Linked DNA regions of Mus musculus: all the other regions are linked to region 3. Evidence: chromatin loops called from intact Hi-C (ENCODE). Cell type or tissue: gastrocnemius. All regions are shown on one strand.

Evidence for each region. Peaks named below come from ENCODE experiments on the same cell type or tissue, not always from the same donor. Only the 100,000 strongest peaks of a DNase experiment are listed, where the experiment ranks them.
Region 1: a loop joins it to region 3, with 2.3 times the contacts of the local background. A loop is called at or near these places in 8 of 42 quality-filtered maps.
Region 2: it touches region 3 in a loop (4-fold over the local background); 11 of 42 quality-filtered maps call a loop at or near these places.

The regions. Positions count from the first base shown.
Region 1 is chr5:53,376,343-53,378,842 of GRCm38, reverse strand. No RefSeq gene overlaps it. Among named protein-coding and RNA genes, the nearest start is that of Gm40303, 110 kb to the right of the region's middle. In gastrocnemius, a CTCF peak has its summit at 997; DNase peaks (open chromatin) are centred at 133 and 966; H3K4me3 peaks cover 347 bases; H3K27ac peaks cover 2,500 bases.
Region 2 is chr5:53,266,928-53,269,427 of GRCm38, reverse strand. It overlaps Smim20 (small integral membrane protein 20), which reads right to left and starts at 2,322. Exons shown (of 3, transcript NM_001145433.1): 1 at 2,070-2,322. The coding sequence starts at 2,184. Gm40303 (a long non-coding RNA gene) reads left to right here and starts at 2,301. Exons shown (of 2, transcript XR_868423.2): 1 at 2,301-2,500. In gastrocnemius, a CTCF peak has its summit at 941; DNase peaks (open chromatin) are centred at 1,152 and 2,339; H3K4me3 peaks cover 2,500 bases; H3K27ac peaks cover 2,500 bases.
Region 3 is chr5:53,593,196-53,595,695 of GRCm38, reverse strand. The region is part of intron 1 of Rbpj (recombination signal binding protein for immunoglobulin kappa J region); the gene reads right to left. Among named protein-coding and RNA genes, the nearest start is that of Rbpj, 4.0 kb to the right of the region's middle. In gastrocnemius, CTCF peaks have their summits at 1,140 (motif pointing right) and 2,255; a DNase peak (open chromatin) is centred at 1,179; H3K4me3 peaks cover 996 bases; H3K27ac peaks cover 1,772 bases.

The DNA.
Region 1 (2,500 bases), 220 kb after region 3:
AAGGATGGGGGCATTGGGAGATCAGAGGCATGGAAAGAGGAAGAGAAAAAGAGATGGGGTGAGGAGAAGGCGGAACAGAGAGAAGAGGCTGGGCTAGCTAGGAGGGGAAGAGGAGGCAGCAGCCTGCAGAGCAGGGGGATCCTGGGCTTCATAAGCAAGAGGAAAGGGCGCTTTGGCGGCAGCCCAGTTTCTGATGGGGGAAAAGGAGACAGTTGGTTCTCCGATGGCTGGCAGATGCCCTGGGCTCCAGCAGATTAAAGGTCCTTGCTCTCCTGTCATACACATAGCCTTTGTTAGATTATTGAGCACCATGGGGGCATGGCTGGACCAAGATCTGATGGCTATCCTCCCTGAGTGCTATGTTGTATGAAGAAGGCACACAGGACTTCAGAGAATTCCCAGGGCTGGAGGAGACACTCTGTTGTCCCTTTCCTGATATCCCTGCCCCCCTCCCCCATCTTCAGTCTCCTGGCCCATTTCAGGTCTTTGTCCCAACAGCACAACCTGCCTTTTCTTAGTTCCTGTTCCTGTTCTTGATGTTGTTTTGACTGTGGGTTTCATGTAGTCCTGACTGACCTTGAACTTGCTACATAGAGGTTGGTTTTGAATTCCTGATCCCTCTAGCTCCACATCCCAAGTGCTGGGATTACTGGCATGCACAACCATGCCCAATTTCTTCTTGAGCATTTTTGTTTGTTTGTTTGTTTTTTTTTGTTTGTTTGTTTGGTATGGATGAGAAAGAAAATGCGTAGGACACTCAAAAAGAAGACAGAGAAATGGGAATTAGGTGGGTGGGGCCACTTTTCCTGCTATGTCAGTGGTGGACCAAGAGGACCAGTAACAGATGCACTGCAGAGGCAGCCTTTCATGGACTGGGACCAATTGGTCACAGTAACAGAGATTAGATCAGTAACTGACAGGAAGGCCTGTTACTAGAGCACTGCCCACAGAGCTCTTACAGCGCCTCCCCTGGTTTGCTCTGGAAGTGACCCCAATGGTCTCCACTGGCTACCAGGAGCCCCACCCTCTATCCTTGCCTGCCTACCTTTTAGAAAGCCACCTTGTCTGTCAACAGCCCAAGGAAGAATGAGTGTATCTCTGCAGGAGTGGAGCTCCTCACTCATCCTCTTTCAGAACTCTGCATTTCTCTGGCTAGAGGAATACAGATGGTGCAGAGAAAGCCAGAGGACTAAAAGCCGCCTCTGACTTTTAGGCAGAACCCTTTGTAGGCAATTCTGACATTCATTATTGTCCCAGTCTCCCATTTCCTCCCCTTGCATTGCAAGCTCCTATATGAAGAATGTCATACTCTTCCTGGACCTTATTAGTTAGCTTTCTGTCTTCCTTGCTATCCCAGCCATGTGGGGACTGAGGGATGGTGGCATGGGGCCCCTCCTGGGCTCCTCCAGCCTGCTGTCCTGACAGCTCTAAAGTGTGTTTATCCTTCTGAGGGATATACCACTACCCTCTGCTCTTTCTGCTTCCATTACCATCCCTTCAGGCCAGAGACCACCTTAGGAGAAAAAAGGAAAGTTCTCCAGGAGAGCAGAGAAACGCAGGGCCATTCAGAGCCTGTTTACGGAGGCTTTTCCTGAACTTTACAAACCCAGCACTAAACAAGTGTGAAAGGATTTTTCAAGGAAGAGACATGCTTTTGCAATTTGCTGGAAGTTTCCCCTCGTGTTCCAGAAAAGCAGCCCTCCCCATTACTCACTAGGGAGGCATGCAGGCCAGAGAGGAAGGCGAATTGAGGAATGAAAACAGGCCTTCCCCTTGCCCGTGTTAAACGGCACTTAATAATCAAATTGAAAAAACACACAAATGAACTGAAGACCGGTTTCCAAATGGGCTGCAGCCCTGAAGCCAGACTTCATGGGGCCATGGCGGGAAGAATTTGAGTCTTTGCCCTAATTGGGCTCCAGGCTAAGTGGCTGATGGGAGGGCCAGATACTGGTGTCAACAGGAGAGTAGAACGGAGAGGGCCCTTTGAGGTATTTCTATCCTTCCCCGAGGGCGTTATCTTCTCCTGAACTTCTCTTTTGCTATATAAACTTTCTCAGATCTCCCCCATGGAAAAGAGAGCCCCTACTTGACCCTGAACCTTTACTCATTAACTCACTCATTCGCTCATTCCTTCATCCCCCCATCAAGCCCATCTCCAGTTACACTGGCTGTCTTAGCTCTAGGATCAAAGCAAAACAGAAATACATTGAGGGCTGGAGAGATGGCTCAGTGGTTAAGAGCACTGACTGCTCTTCCAGAGGTCCTGAGTTCAATTCCCAGCAACCACATGGTGGCTTACAACCATCTGTAATAGGATCCTGTGCCCTCTTCTGGTGTGTCTGAAGACAGCTACAGTGTATTCATATAAGTAAAATAAATCTTTGAAAAGGAAAGAAAAGAAAAGAAAAGAAAAGAAAAGAAAAGAAAAGAAAAGAAAAGGAAAGCAATTGAAAAAGCCAGAGCTTCTCCTTATCCCAGTTCCCTCCGGGCATTGTTC
Region 2 (2,500 bases), 330 kb after region 3:
ATACTATAAATACTGGAAACGGAATGGGCTCCCAGCTCCTGAGCACACACTGAGCTAGCTGGGCATGCTTCCTGCCGGCCTAAGGCACACACCTGCTTGTATCTCACTCCTCACCAAGACCTCCTTTTAAAAGTGTTTTTTTTTGTTTTTTTTTTTTTTTTTGGTACAATTCCTAATATGAGACTATACTTCACTTAATTCACCCTAAACTTACAAATTCAGTTCAGTAAACACCATCACCACAGCGGGGGGAACAGGCAAGGCTCAGAGTGAGGAAATACCTGCCTACATGTTATCCAGCTAACAGCCACCACAAAGGGTTATGACGAGCACTAAATGTCTTAGCAGAGTTGAAGCACTTGGAAGGATGAAAAAAACAAAACAAAACAAAAAAAACCCACCAAAACCAAAACTTCTGATAAAAATTAGCTGTTCAGTATTATTTACTTTTTAAAAAATTTTAGTTATAACCTTTGGTTAAAGTTGGTCGAATTAATTAAAATAAGCTAAAAGGCAAGCAGGTGTAGACAGTCTTAGAGCCTGACCTGCCCGCCTAAAGCAACATGGTCAGCCAAAGACTGGGGAGTATTCCTGGAAGACATGCAGGGTAACCGGCTGACTAAGAGCAGGGTAGCCTTCACAGTGTGATGCTTCTGTGCACTGTGGGAAATTTATCCTGGATCCTATCTAGTACAATGGCTTACTCTCACCTCCCCTTTTCTTCCTTAGCTGTGACAAGCAAAACACCTCCAGATAGCACAGTGGCTGAGAACCACACCCCTGTCTTCTTCAGAACTGGGATTTTTCTAAAGGGAACCTCCAACAGACCAAGTCTCAACTCCAACTCTAGAAGCTGTAATAAAATAGCCTGTGGCAGGGATCCATCCAGGATGGAGACAAATTCTGCAGGACCTTACACAAGCCCACATTCCTTCCACACGTGGCGCATGCAGGAAGGCTTGAAGGCAGGAAGCACAGAGACCATCTTAGTCTGAGCTGATGAAAAGAAGCTGTCAGGGGATTCATGTGTGTACTTTAAAATGCTTTGCCTCCAGAAACCAAGTGTTATGGCGCTGGAGATGGTCAGAACATTTACATGAGGCTTGAAATCGCCAAGCTTCAGCCTCAGCTAATATTCCCCGGGGGCTGGGCTGGCCCTCTTCCATCTTCAAGATGATTCAGGTTTCCTGGAGAACAAAATGATCCTCTAATGCCTCATCTCTCCTCGCTGACAGATGGTTTCAGATGTATCAAAGTGCTAATCCTTGCTGAGGTATAGGTCTCCAGGAAGGAGTGTGGCTTTTAGAATGATAGGACCTGAATGATTAAGGAGGAAAATGACTCCCCGGACACTCGCCATTGTCATGTGAGCAGCCAGCTTAAAAATGAAGGAAACCAGCAGAATCTAAAAAAAAAAAAAACGATTTGAGGAAAAACTCAGAACCCAGGTTAACAGTTTAGCTTTGAAATATTTCCGCTCCAAGACATCTTAGGGATTGGCAATGATGCACCATAAAAACACCTTTCAACTCAGAATGATCAAAGCTCTCCACTATAGCACCATCTCAGCCTGGGTGGATGGAGCGGGGCTCTGCGGACAGACGCCTGGGTTGGAACATTTCCCTCACCACTTACTAGCTGTGTGACCTCCATCTGTAAAATGGGTAGCATCTACCCCAAGGGAAGCCCGTGCAAATTCAACGACTCGGTATATGCTTAACCCAAAACATTAAATCTTCAGTATATCAGTATATACTGTGTGTGAACTAGTGTTAGTGTTGACCTGCTGTGTGTAGGCTGCTTTCATACACATCACCTCTGTGACCCCTAAGATGCTCACAGTTTTGTTGCTGATCCTGCAAAAGATATGTAGAGCCTCAACATTGAAGGTCAGAGGTGGGGCCCCTTGTCCGTGGTCACCGGGCTGCACTGGGCGAGCCTGGAACCCGGGTAGCCTCACTCCCAAGTCCACATCCTTCCTCAGCACTCCTTGAACAGATAGGGTAGGGGCTTAAGGGCTTCGGGGTAGCGCTGGGAGCAGCCACTGCGCGGGGTCAGAGGTCACTCACGGTATTCCTCCAGCCGCATAAGGGGCCGGAAGTAGATGGGATAGAAGGCGGCGCCGACCATGGAGATGAAGCCTCCGAATATGAGCGCGGTGCGCAGGTTCCGGGCCGCTGCCATGGAGAGAAAGGGGGCAGCAGAGCCGGCGAAGGCCCCCGCACGTTTGGAAACTCGATTCCCGGCCTCAAGGTCGCGACCCAGCTCGGAAGAGGCGGAGCAGAGCTCGCTTCCGGGATCGGAGTGCAGGGAGGAGCCTCTGAGCTCGGAGGCGGGGCCTGGGCGCCTCTTAGTGGGGCGGGGTCATCCGAGGAAGGGCGCGGCATAAGGCGGGGCCTCAAACCAAGACCCGCCTCCTCGCCCTCCGGCTGCCATCGTGGAGGCCGAGACACTGGTGGCTTGTGCTGACTTGTATTTGGCTACACTCCTTTCTCGTGCC
Region 3 (2,500 bases):
TAGAGATACATGAGCATTTTTTTCCTTCAAAAAAATTTATTTGTTTATTTATTTATTTATTGTGAGTACACTGTAGCTGTCTTCAGACACACCAGAAGAGGACATCTGATCCCATTACAGATAGATAGCTATGAGCCACCATGTGGTTGCTGGGAATTGAACTCAGGACCTCTGGAAGAGCAGTCAGTTCTCTTAACCACTGAGCCATCTCTCCAGTCCCAAGAGTATCTTATTACAAGAGTAATTTTATACACTAAATTCAGACTATATAGCCAAGTTAATTCATGTTTTAAAGAAATGTAAACCTGTTTAAAATTTTTTTCTGACTCCTTATCAAGTGCTGGGCACACCTGTGAATATAATATATAAATGATTAAAAGGAAATGGTTTGAGTATACTAATTACACTACAATTTAATTGCATACTTCCTAGAGAATTATACCGGGGGCTGAAAAGATGGCTCATTGGGATGCTGACTGCTCTTCCTAGAGGATCCAGGTTCAAATCCTAGCACACACATGGCAGCTCACAACTGTGTGTACTCCCATGTAGATCTGACATCCACACAGACATATATGCAAGCAAAACCCTGATACACATAGAACAAAAGTAAAATTTTAAAAAGCACCAAAATAAATAAAATACAAAACTTAAAATAAAAGCGAATGACACATACCAACAGCATGGAACTTAGCCTGACATATCTGGTTAAACTATTCCTTGATCTCGGCCTCAAAGAATAACCTGTATTTTTTTCCCAAACTCAGGGAGGCATTAAACTGCTGGGCCTATTTTGGTTGGAACTCAAAGTTCTTAAATATGAGTATTAAGATGAAAGAAGGACAATTTAGTTGAAGAAGGAACCATGAAATAGCTATGAAGAACCTGCTACGATAGCAAAAAATATTTTTCTAAAGCATTAAGCATGTGTGTTGAATCTACTAAACACTTGCCCATGATTTCATTTAACTGTCACAACCCTTTAACGTGGGAATAATTATCTTCCAACTGTTGGGAGAGAAAAGGATAGGCCAGCCTGATAATATTACAAAGATTTAAGTGGAAAGAAAAATAGAATTGGAACCCAGCACAGAGCAAATAGAACTTTAAAGCCCTCTAGCCTGCTGCCTCTCCTAGTGAAGACTGTAGGGGGAGCCATTGAAAGCTTTTTGAACTAGAGTGATTGATTCACTGCTCAGAAACACTGCAGTTGCCATGGAGAAGCTACGGAATCTAGAGGTGAATCTAGAAGGGAAAAGGGTCCTGTGGTAAACTAGGTGAGAAGCGACGTCAGCATGCACTGTGTCATTACAGATTAAAAGGGTTCCTTAGAAGGTAAAACTACCAGTTCTTAGTAATTAGAAAAACAGTAAAGGCTCAACTATGAGCACACATGTAATCCCAGCACTGAGAGGCGTAGGCAGGTGATCTTAAGTACCAGGGTGGCCCGGGCTGCATGGTGCAACCTGTCTCAAAGGTTCAGAAGGAAAGAGCTAGTGAGAGAGGAAGCCCAAAACTTTGACTGGGGAACTAGATGACACCAGACTATCAACTACCAAAATAAAGGAACAATGGGTTTCATCAGGAAGTATCTACAGCATGTCAAGTGCAAAAAAACTTCCCCTAAAACCAAGAGCCAAGTCTAAAATCATGTCTAGTGATCAGAAAATATTCTTCAAAATACCAAAAATATAAGACAGATATAAAACTTTTCAGGCTAAGAGTGCAAAAAATTACTTTGTACTATCCTTTTAAAAGTATTGCTACAATAAAATTTTAAAATTAAAATATAAAAAATTAAGTATTACTACATACAGAAATCAATAAAGGGCATTCCATAATTTTACAATGTTTTAGTCTGATATACCTTCCATCTCTTTGTTTCTGCTTGACACTCTCCCTCTAAATTTATATCTTTTATACAAACTTCAATAACACATAGTTGTTTTTTTTTTCTTTCATTTCACTGTCACTCCTTTAACTTGCCAAGAACTTAGTTCATAACCTCCTACTTGACTTCCTATAAAATGACCTACATCAGCTCATTCCAGTAACAGTTCCTAGACCTTAAGCACACTGTTCATCCAAGGGGGCTCTACCTAGGGCAGGGTGCACCTCTACAGATGTGGCAAGTTATTCCATTCCCATTCTGCACAGTTAGGAAGCTGGCAGAGGAAACAACATATCTTGGAAATAATCACAAAGCCAAATGCCAAAAATAACAATTTTTAGTCAATCCATGAGAAAATACTGCCCCTAGCTGAAATAACATGAATCTAGTATTAGGAGGAAGCAAAATGCAAAATAGTGCTTGCTTTCAAGCCAAGTCTTATTTCAAAAACTAAGTAAACCTCAGAATTAAAACAGGTAAGACCTTTAGAACATAACCATTTCCTTCTAACGCTGGACCCATCCATAATACCAACGATTATCTAAGGAATCACAGCTGGCCATAGCAGCTTTTTACTTGTATATTTTACCCACTTAAGAGATCATACAA